Linked DNA regions of Homo sapiens: region 2 is linked to region 1. Evidence: read pairs that join two places in POLR2A ChIA-PET (ENCODE). Cell type or tissue: GM12878. All regions are shown on one strand. Each heading gives the region's core, and the rest is flanking DNA. Links, peaks and the distances in the headings are about the cores only.

What was found. ChIA-PET counts read pairs that join two places held together with the same protein. Peaks named below come from ENCODE experiments on the same cell type or tissue, not always from the same donor. Only the 100,000 strongest peaks of a DNase experiment are listed, where the experiment ranks them.
Region 2: POLR2A ChIA-PET joins it to region 1 with 10 read pairs; 5 of 35 experiments call an interaction of 5 or more read pairs at or near these places.

The regions. Positions count from the first base shown.
Region 1 is chr16:12,795,723-12,802,283 of GRCh38, forward strand. All of the region lies in intron 1 of CPPED1 (calcineurin like phosphoesterase domain containing 1), which reads right to left. Among named protein-coding and RNA genes, the nearest start is that of CPPED1, 4.9 kb to the right of the region's middle. RefSeq lists an enhancer at 6,345-6,424. In GM12878, for the core only: no CTCF peak of the experiment used is centred there; no DNase peak of the experiment used is centred there.
Region 2 is chr16:12,546,483-12,551,013 of GRCh38, forward strand. All of the region lies in intron 20 of SNX29 (sorting nexin 29), which reads left to right. It overlaps SNX29-AS3 (SNX29 antisense RNA 3), which reads right to left. Exons shown (of 4, transcript XR_007064988.1): 4 at 1-4,531. Among named protein-coding and RNA genes, the nearest start is that of SNX29-AS3, 62 kb to the right of the region's middle. RefSeq lists enhancers at 608-727, 818-867, 1,148-1,217, 1,874-2,343, 2,454-2,593. In GM12878, for the core only: no CTCF peak of the experiment used is centred there; DNase peaks (open chromatin) are centred at 1,049, 2,062 and 2,333; H3K4me3 peaks cover 937 bases; H3K27ac peaks cover 2,500 bases.

The sequences.
Region 1 (6,561 bases), core at 1,779-4,278:
GGACAGATACACCCAGGTGACCCAGGTGGAGTGTATTCATTCATACTCATCCATTTACTCAATATTAAATGGTCACTGAGGCCAGGCGTGGTGGCTTAGGCCTGTAATCCCAGCACTTCAAGAGGCCAAGGTGGGCAGTTCACTTGAGGTCAGGAATTCAAGACCAGCCTGGCCAACATGGTAAAATCCCATCTCTACCAAAACACAAAAATTAGCCAGGTGCAGTGGCATGCACCTGTAGTCCCAGCTACTTGGGAGTCCGAGGCAGGAGAATCACTTGAACCCAGGAAGCAGAGGTTGCAGTGAGCCAAGATCACGCCACTGCACTCTAGCCTGGGCGATAGAGCAAGACTTTGTCTTAAAAAAAAAAAAGCCACTGAGTGTCTACTACTGCTAGACACCATCCTAGGTCTGGGCTTCTTGCTCCTCAAGAATTTATAGTGTACAGGTAGAAAAAGACAGCAAAGTCACAAGAAGAAACATACAACTGGCCAGGCACTGTGGCTCATGCCTGTAATCCCAGCACTTTGGGAGGCTGAGGCAAGTGGATTACCTGAGGTCAGGAGTTCCAGACCAGCCTGGCCAACACGGTGAAACCCCATCTCTACTAAAAAATACAAAAATTAGCCAGGTGTGGTTGTGTGCACCTGAAATCCCAGCTACTTGGGAGTCTGAGGCAGGAGAATCGCTTGAATCCAGGAGGCAAAGCTTGCAGTGAGCCGAGATCATGCCACTGCACTCCAGCCTGGGCGACAGAGTGAGACTCTGTCTCAAAAAAACAACAAAAAAAACTCACAATGAGATACTACTTCACACCGATTTGGATGGTTATAATAAAAAAGAGTGGCAATAAGAAATGTTGGCAAGGATATGGAGAAACTGGAACCCATATACACTGCTGGTGGGAATGTAAAATGGCGCATCTGCTTTGGAAAATAGTTTGGTGGTTCCTCAAAATATTAAACATAGTTACCGTATGACTCAGCAATTCCAATCCTAGGTATCTACCCAAAAGATATGAGAACAAATACCCTTAAGAAGATGTGTCTGTGACTGTTCATAGCAGCTTTATTCCCAATAGACAAGAGGTACCCAGATGCGTGAAATGTCCATCAGTGTCAAAAAAAAAATGTCCAAATGTTTATCAATAGGTGGTCGGATAAACAAAATGGGTTATCTATACAATGGAATATCATTTAGTAAAAAGGAACAAAGTATTGGTTCAAGCTACAAAATAAGTGAGCCTCAGAAACCTTATGCTACCACAAAGAGGCCAGTCACAAAAGACCACATATTTTTCCATTAACATGAAATGTCCGGAAAAGGCCCATCTATGGAGGTAAATTAGCAGTTGCCTGTGCTGGGAGTGGCAACATGAAGAGACTTGCAAGTGGGTATAAAACCACTTTTTTGGGAAGGTAGAGATGTGCTAAAGTTAGATTGTGACTACACCACTCTAAAGTTAATAAAATCCCTTGAGTTGTAAACTTAAAATGCATGTTATGGTACATAAATTATACCTCAAGAAAGTTATTAAAAAAATTTAGGCCAGGTGCGGTGGCTCATGCCTGTAATCCCAGCACTTTTGGAGGCTAAGGCAGGAGGATTGCTCGGGTCCAAGAGTTCAAGACTAACCTGAGTGACACAGCGAAACTGTCTCTACAAAAAATATAAAAATCAGCCAGGCGTGGTAGCACCTTCTCTGTTCCTAGCTACTCAGGAGGTGGAGGTGGGAGGATCGAGCATGGCTTGAGCCCAGGAGGGGGAGGCTGCAGTGGGCGGAGATCATGCCACTGCACTCCAGCATAGGTGACAGAGTAAGACCCTGTCTCCAAAAAAAATTTTAAAGCAGGCAAGGCCCAGTGGCTCACACCTGTAATCCTAGCACAGGGATTTCCAATCTTTTGGCTTTCCTGGGCCACAACGGAAGAACTGTCTTGGGCCACACATGAAATACACTAACATTAATGATAGCTGATGAGCTTGAAAAAAAAATGGCAAAAAATTCCGAACTTTTAAGAAAGTTTAGGAATTTGTGCTGGGACACATTCAAAGCCATCCTGGGCCACATGTGGCCAGCAGACCATGGGTTGGACAAGCTTGTCCTAACAGTTTGGGAGGCTGAGGTGGGAGGATAGCTTCAGTTCAGGAGTTCAAGACCAGCCTGGACAACACAGTAAGACCTTGTCTCTACAAAAAAATACTTAAAAATTAGCCAGGCATGGTGGTGCACGCCTGTAGTCTCAGCTACTCAGGAGGCTGAGGTGGGAGGATCACTTAAGCACCACAGGTTGAGGCTGCAAATCAGCCATGATCACACCACTGTACTCCAGCCTGGGTGACAGAGCAAGACCACCTCAAAAGAAATAAAATACAATAAATAAATAAATAAATTTTTGAAAATGAAAAACCCCGACATTCAAAAATAAAATTAATTGTGTTTTCTGGAAATGTTATAGTGCAAACTTTTTACATATGTGTGCTGGTCACTCTATCCCTTGACTGATGATTACAACAAAGAGTTGAGAAAGTAATCATAAGCCCTATTTACTCACAGGAACTCTCAAATAAGAGGACCTTCAAATATATCTCAAATAAGAGATAACTAGTTTGGCCTAAATGTATGGCACAATTTAAAGCATTTATTTCATCATCATCATCCTGTTAGAATTTTTAAAACCACAATATTTTCAACTTTGTTCAAACTTGGAGATACCTTTCCAGGTCTACTATTTCTAGAAAAGTTCTTAGGTGAGACCTGCAAGAGACAGAGTGAGTTATTTTTTTACTGACACTATTCTCTGCCAAGGGAGAAGTTTTCCAGAGAGTACAAGGAAAGATTCAGGATTAGCAAATTCCATCAGCTTCTTAGGAATGAAATGTCTGGGAAAATAATCTTTTTAAGAATACCACCCATTAGTCCAGTTCTCTGAAGGGAAAATATCAAACTGGAAAAACAGATTCAGACCTAAAAATAATTAAGTCACTTTAAAAGCATATTTTATCTTGATCTCTCTCCCTTTTAGGATTTCTTCAAAACAGAAGCCATAAACTTCTCAAAAGACAATTACTAGAAGAAAGTAGTCCTAATTAGGATATGTGTCAAGAAAACCTAATTATCAATTTGCCTAATTAAAATGAATATCTGAACATGCCTTAGGAATGTGAGCTTTCTCAGGTGAGACATGTACAATTTTTTTTAATCAACATCCGTCAACAGAGCCTAGCACATTATGTTAACAGGGAACGGATGACTGAAACCAAGTGTCACACATACCACTACTGGAAGGAGTTGATGGGAATACTGTTACTCACGTAAATCACCGGTGGGAGGAAATGGGTCTTAAAGCAAAGCGCTCTTTCATTTAATTGGCAGGCTACACTTGGAAAACAAACTGCTCAATGAGCTGATTCTGCAGCAAAGGTGAAGGGTTCAGAGCTGTGATTTTTAGGGACTGTTGCTTGAGTTAATCAAACCCCTTTGATGGTGTGTGTTTTGGCAAGAGAAGGGGAAAAGTCAGTTTTTTTTTTTTTTTTTTTTGAGACACAGTCATCACTCTGTCTCCTAGGCTAGAGTGCAGCGGGCAATCTTGGCTTACTGCAACCTCCGCCTCTCAGGTTCAAGTGATTCTCCTGCCTCAGCCTCCCAAGTAGCTGGGATTACAGGTGCCTGCCACCACACCCGGCTAATTTTTTTAATTTTAGTAGAGATGGGGTTTCGCCATGTTGGCCAGACTGGTCTTAAACTCCTGGCCTCAAGCAATCCACCTGCCTCGGCCTCCCAAAGTGCAGGAATTACAGGCGTAAGCCACTGCTCCCAGCCTCGAAAAGCTAGTTCTTTAACTTTCTCAGTCTGCCCAAGGGGCAAATCTACTGGCTTCCCAAGGAGTCTGGAGAGGCCTCTGATGCCTCTAAGGGCACCTCTCCAAGTTGCCAGCGATGCTAATAGAGTCAGGACCCCGGGGAATTGTCAATGAGTGCAATGGAAGCAGCAATGGTAGGCTAGGGTTCAGCACCTAGTAATGTGAACCCACAAACCTGGGGTTCTCAGCAGAACACTCTGAGGCTGGGCCTCTCTAGGCCCTCCGTTAAATGACCCATCCTGGGTGTGTCTATGGGACTGCATGGCTCACAGAGGAGATCAAGTGCTGGCCCCACTTCTAGATTTACTCGGGGCTAAGAAAAGTTCAGAGTCACTCTCTCCTCCTATCAGCAGGGTAGGTATCTTATAGATTTATCATCAAGTCTCTCTCCAGCATCCCCATTCTTATCCAGGGGAGCTGCTCTCTGATCCTCTGGTCCCAGTGGTGGCCCCCTGGCAGCTGCAATGGCCTAGGAAGCTACTATACCTCAGCACTCCCACCATCTCCACTGAAAGACACCCCGTGCCCAATAGGCACCTCCAGCTACAGCAAATAAACACATTCAAAGTAAACAATGGGGGCCAAGTGCGGTGGCTCATGCCTGTAAATCCCAGCACTTTGGGAGGCCGAGGTGCCTGAGGTCAGGAGTCCCAGACCAGCCTGGCCAACATGGCGAAACCCTGTCTCTACTAAAAACACAAAAATTAGCGGGCATGGTGGTACATGCCTGTAATCCCAGCTACTCGGGAGGCTGAAGCAGGAGAATCGTTTGAACGTGGGAGGTGGAGGTTGCAGTGAGTAGCATCACTGCACTGCAGTCTGGGTGACAGAGCTAGACTCTGTCTCAAAAAAAAAAAAAAAAAAGTAAACCATGGGGGACTACAGAAATGCAGCCTCTGGACAAATCCTTGAGCTCCAGCTTCCAACTGGATTGCATCCCAAGTTGCTCTAAAGTAGAAATGCTTTTGTTGCCATTGCTGCAATCAGACCACTCTTTTCAAAATAAAAATCTGATCATACATCCTTGCTTCCTCACACATCCAGCTTGAAACCTCTTGATGCTATTAGGACACGACAAAAATCCTTAGTTACCACCACCTCCCTCTCCAGCCTCAGCCCACACCATGTCCCAACCTCATCTTTCTGCTCCAGACTCAGAGACTTCCTTCAGCCCTCATCCTTCCCTTTCCCATCCTGCCATGTCCTAGGACTCTCACACTTGCTCTGCCCATGGTCCACATGGTCTTCCCTCCCTTCGTGGCCCAGTTAACTCATACTCCTCTTTTAGCAATCAGACGAAGCAACACTTCCTCAGGGAAACCCTGCGTGAATGACCTCAGAGCCCACCAGTAGCCAAGCATTATTTTTTGTGCCCTAGCTTTGTACCTGGATTATTACAAGCCTCTGAGAGCATGTAACTTGAACCACTCCCCCGCCCCCAACTTCCTATTCTCCACCATACTGGACAGTGCAATAGGAATATAAGAAATATTTATTTCCTTTCGGTTTTTTTGTTTGTTTGTTTTGAGCTGGAGTCTTGCTCTGTTGTCCAGGGTGGAGTGCAGTGGCACATTCTCGGCTCACTGCAACTTCTGCTTCCCAGGCTCAGGCAATTCTCCTGCCATAGCCTCCCAAGTAGCTAGGACTACAGGCATGTGCCACCACACCCAGCTAATTTTGTATTTTTAGTACAGATGGAGTTTCACCATGTTGACCATGCTGGTCTCGAACTCCTGACCTCAGGTGATCCACCCGCCTCAGTCTCCCAAAGTGCTGGGATTACAGGCGTGAGCCACCGCGGCCGGCCCTCAACAAATATATAGGCGTGAGCCACCGCAGCCAGCCCACAACAAATATTTCTTGAACTGAAAAAAAAAATAATACAGCAGAGTAACAGGGAACTCTCATATACTGCTGGTGGGAGTATAAATTGGCACTACCACTTTGGAAGGCAGTTTGACCACATCTAGTAATGCTGGGGATGATTATACCCTATAACCCAGAACATAGCTTGTAGGTATATGCCTCAGAGTAACTCTCCCATGTGTCCACAAAGAGATTTGTACAGAATGTTCATAACAGCACTGTTACCAAGGGCAAAAACCAGAAACAACTAAATGGCCATTGTATTAGTCAGGATCCTTGCAGGAAATAGTTGGCATTCTCAAATTAGGATGATTTTAAAAAGGGTTTAAAAAGGGATTACTTGGTGGGGGTTGGGTGGACGAAACCTACAAGGGAGTGTGGTAACCCAAGGTTAGAAAAGCAGAACCACTGCCACTCCCACGCCTCAAAGGAGGAAATGGTTACTCAAATCCAGAACTAGAGAGAATGAGGAGAAAAGCTGTCCTGAGAAAAGGAGCGACCTTGACCTTCAGGGGTGGGGAGGAAGACAGCCAGGCGAGGCAACCCCACAGAGTAAACTGCAAGAATAAATACAGCTGCCTTTTGCTTCTCTCCCTGCTCTGATTTCTTCTCAGGGCTCCCCACTGGCTGAGCCCAAAGGAAAACCAAAAGGCAAGGAGCCCACCGATGTAGCTCACGGAGGGCAAACCCCTGGGGCATGGTGGGGAAGGGAGAAAGGTTTGGAGAGGCAAAGGGAAGATATTCAGCATATACATCAACAGAATGTATAAGGTATATAATCATCCAATGGAATGTTGCCCAGCAAGAAAAGAGCAAAATCTTCATGTTGGAC
Region 2 (4,531 bases), core at 1-2,500, 250 kb before region 1:
ACAGCACAGGAAAGACTCGCCCCTGTGATTCAATTATCTCCCAATGGGTCCCTCCCATGATACATGGGAATTCAAGATGACACATGGTTTGGCTGTGTCCCCACCCAAGGATAATACAGGTGGAACATAAATGCCAGATTGATCTATTGATAATTATAAACAATTACCAAGAAGAGTGGATAAATCTTCCTTTTTGAATCCATCTAGACCCACTGTGATTAAAGCTATTATTTTGACTAGAAAACTAAGAAGATAGGAGAAAATTAGACATTTAAACAGCTACCTTCCATGCAACAAAGGAAATTTTAAATACAGACAATTAGGATTGCTTTCAAAATATATGAAAATAAAGGGATTAAGATTATACAGTCACCAGTAAGATCAGGCTGGTTTGGTTTTTCCAGGGCTAGGAGTGCAGCTGGAAGCCCTAGGAGGATGAGAGCAGGGATGAAGAGAAAATAAATTCCCCACCCCTCCATCCACCCATTCCTCCAATTAGTACTTACAGTGCACCATTTCAGATCCTGATAGTTCAACAGCAGATAAAGCATCTGTTTTCATGGGGGACACAGACATTGAATAGTGAGGCAGACATGCCTATGTGAGGTGGCGATTTCCAGTGAAAAGACAGGAAATGACATCACAGTCATCACAGAGGGAAAGAAGCCTGCTGGGGATGTGCTGTTTATGGTCTAGGAAGATGACAGGGATAGTTTGACCCGAAGTGGAGACCTGAGGCAGGGAGCCAGGCAGTGGACACAGCAGGTGCAAAGGTCCTGCAGCCTTGAAGAGTTGGCCCCTGGGAGAAACAGCAAGGAAGCCAGGGTAGCCCAGGAACAGAGAGGCCTTGCAGCCAAGGGAACTCTAGCTGCCATGTGGAGTCAGCAAAGGGTAGAGCTTTGTTATGGGTGATAGAACAGGTAGTTAGGGGACCATGTGGGCACCCCGGGGAGAGGGGATGGTGCCTCAGGCAGCCTGGGAAGGGGTATTCTCAAAGTAGAACTACCAGAACTTGCTGGTTTCAATGTGGGTGTGAGAGAAAGAGGAACTGGAAGAACAGAGTCCTGAGCTGTGGTTAACATCCCCCTCCCTCACGAGGATTAAATACACCCCCACGAAGTCAGCCTCAGCACCACTAAGCTGTCCCATGGGATGGAGATATGATTCCCACCCCAAGCACCATCTCCTGTAATAAAACCTGGCCCCCGCGTTCCTGTCTGGGATCTGCATAGCATGGCACCCATCACTGCCCCTCTAAGCCTCCTCCTGTGAAGCTGCAGCTGCTCACACTTGCCTGGCTACCGAACAGAATGGGCTCAAGAATGCTCTGCAGGGACAGCCTTACTGAGCCCCAGATTCCAAACTGGAGTTTAGCAAAATGAGCCACTTCCTTCAGCAGCAGTTCTAGGGCTGTATAGGAGCTGCTCTTAGGGGTTCAGGGATACCTCAATTCCCAGTCTGCCCTCAAGGTGCTCAGTCTTTTGGGAGACAGCATGGCACAGGGGTCTCGAGTGAACGTGGCATCCTGGACTTTTGCACTGCTCATATTGGTAAGGCAAGCACCACCCCTGGCACACACACGGTCAGGCATGACATAAAAAGATGTTGCTAAGGGACATTGAGGTCTATTTCTTGGGACAAGTAGGAATTTTCTATCCCTGTTCATTCTTCATCTTGGCCACACACATTTGCTCTCTTGCTCATCCCACAGCGCCTCCCACAAGGCCACGCTGGATCCTGCCACAGTGTTAGGTTACATTTCCTTCCTTCTGGCTCACCAGATGTGGACCTGACTGGGAAGGCTGGAAGCTACTGTCCCTGGAGCCCTACTCTCCTGGCTTGGTGCCTCCATGGGGAATGACAGTGGGCACTCTGCACCCACATGGAAGGGAGTCCCACACCTTCTAAGGTCTCCTTTGTAACCTACCTCTGGCTCCCCACTGTGCCACATCCCTGTACCATGGCATCTGTGTCTTTTGGACAGCACCGGGCTTTCAGGATGACTAGTCAGGGTTGTCTTGTCTGGACCAGATGCTTTGAGGGTGCAGCCTTCTGGGAATTCCCTCTAGGGATTTTCTATGATGCTGGCTTCCCTGTAAGTCCCACTCCAGGCCCGGGTACTCTGTCCAAGCCCCACAGCAGAAGAGGCTCTTCAGGGGCCTCATTTGGTGTCAACTCAGCAAGAAGTGAAGTTTAAAGCCCAGAGCACTGCAGGGCATTGTACTGGTGTAGGAGGGGTACATCCAGGGCTCCAAGGTGTTTTCTGTGCTGAGCTCATCTCTCATCCCCCAGCCACCACAGTGCTGGGTCATAGCTGGGCTGTTGTTTTCCTATGGCAGGCCCAGCCCTGTCTAGCTCTCAGTTCCTCTGCTCTGCAGCCAGGGCCCTTGGCCTGAACCCTACACATAGCAGCACTCACTCGGGCTGTAGGTATTCTTCAGTACCTGCTATGGCCTGGCATTTAGGGAACTCTCAAGCAACAGCACAAGTGAGGCCCCTGCTCTCCCGTGCTTTGGGTCCGTTGTAACAGCATAAAAAGCTTGTGGAGTATCTTAGGTGAGTCCACTCTTGCAGCTGGGCAGGCATCATAGTGTTCGGCTCCCTGTTACAGTGTCATTTCTTGGGGACATAGCAGATGGAAAATTCTGGGGTAGTTTTGATTTAGCAGTTATCACATTTGCTGTTCATGGAGTGTCTGCAGGGGCTAGGCACCCCTCACGATGCTTGTGTCTGCCAGCCATGGTGGCTCATCCCTGTAATCCCAGCACTTTGGGAGGCTGAGGTGGTAGATCACTCAGGGTCAGAAGTTGGAAACCAGCCTGGTCAATATGACAAAACCCCATGTCTACCAAAAATACAAAAATTAGCCATGGGTGGTGGTGTGCACCTGTAGTCCCAGCTACTCAGAAGGCTGAGGCAGGAGAATCTCTTGAACCTGGGAGGTGGAGGTTGCAGTGACCTAAGATTGCACCATTGAACTCCAGCGTGGGCAACAGGAAGATCCTCACACATACAAAGATGTTCATGCCATTTTTCATCCTCTATCTCAAATAGCCAGTAAGGCATGGAGTGGGCTTCCACCCTGGGACCCCAGCCCTAAGACCTGCACCTTTTTCTACTCCAGAGTCCTTGCCCTCCACACGCTCTGTAAAGAGCATAGCTGCCGAAACCAGCTTGAGGCAGTCCCAAGGCCCGGCATCTTGATGTCGCAGATGCTGCTTGGGGCCAGGAGAGTCACCCTACAAAGTGTGTTCCAGCATTTACTTTGAGACCTGTTGGTGATTAGCAGGTGATTTCTACTTGCAGACAAGGCCCATCATGGCTTCTGTGCCCTGTGTGGCCAGGCCTTGCCTCCTTGGCCGCATGACTGTGGTGAAACAGCCAAAGATGGTTCAGACTAGAACAGAGATCAGAAAATGATGGCCCACAGGCCAAATCTTACCCTCCACCTGTTTTTTATAAGTAAAGTTTTATTGGAACATGCCCAGTCATTCACACTTCATGTATAGCTTCTTATTATAAGGGCAAAGTTGAGTTGTAACTGAGATGGAATGCCTCCCTGGAGCCTAGTATGTTTAGTCTCACCCTTTATAGGAAGTTTGCCAACCTATGGGCTAGAATACTGAGGCTGATGTACACTCACATGTAAAGGGAATACCTTCCATACCGCATGTAGTGATATGGAAAAAATCTCCATGACATTATTACTAAGAGGATAAAGCATGGAAGAGTACCACACAATACCTTTCTAATTTTAGAAATAGCAAATATGGGCCAGACACAGAGGCTTATACCTGTAATCCCAGTACTGTGGGAGGCCAAGGTGGTTGGGTCACCTGAGGTCGAGTGTGAGACCAGCCTAGCCAACAAGAGGAAAACCCATCTCTACTAAAAATCCAAAAATTAGCCAGGCATGGTGGTGCACGCCTGTACTCCCACCTACTTGGGAGGCTGAGGCAGGAGAATCACTTAAACCCGGGAGGTGGAGGTTGGAGTGAGCTGACATTGTGTCATTACATTCCAGTCTGGGAGACACAGTCTCAATCTACAAAAAAAAAAAAAAAACCAAACACCAAATATGAGGATATATACTTCCACCGGTGCATACATACGTGCTTCTATGTGTAATGTATACCTGTAGAAAGACACATTAAAAAGTAACCGTCACTTAGTGGAGGACCAAGGTGGGAAGACTCACTTTTTCATGTATTCACCCCCCTCATGCTCTTATTCTACACTCCTGTGTTGCCTATTTAAAAAAGGTGATAAAATAGTTGAAAAAGTGTAGAGGCTGAATAGCTGAGATAAGGAAGAGGGAGCCAAGAATATGTGTTAATTTACCTTTTTACAGATGATTTTTGAGCAGTATTTTCATGATAGACTTTCTGGGAGGAAACCTGTGACGGGAGGGGAAGCTCAGAATTGCTGGTTTTATTTAAGTGGAAATAAATTTTTAGTTGAATCATAAAGGTAGAATGGGCTTAGGGCACAACAAAAAGCTGTTTCTCAATCTAAATATTTCTTCTCTGGC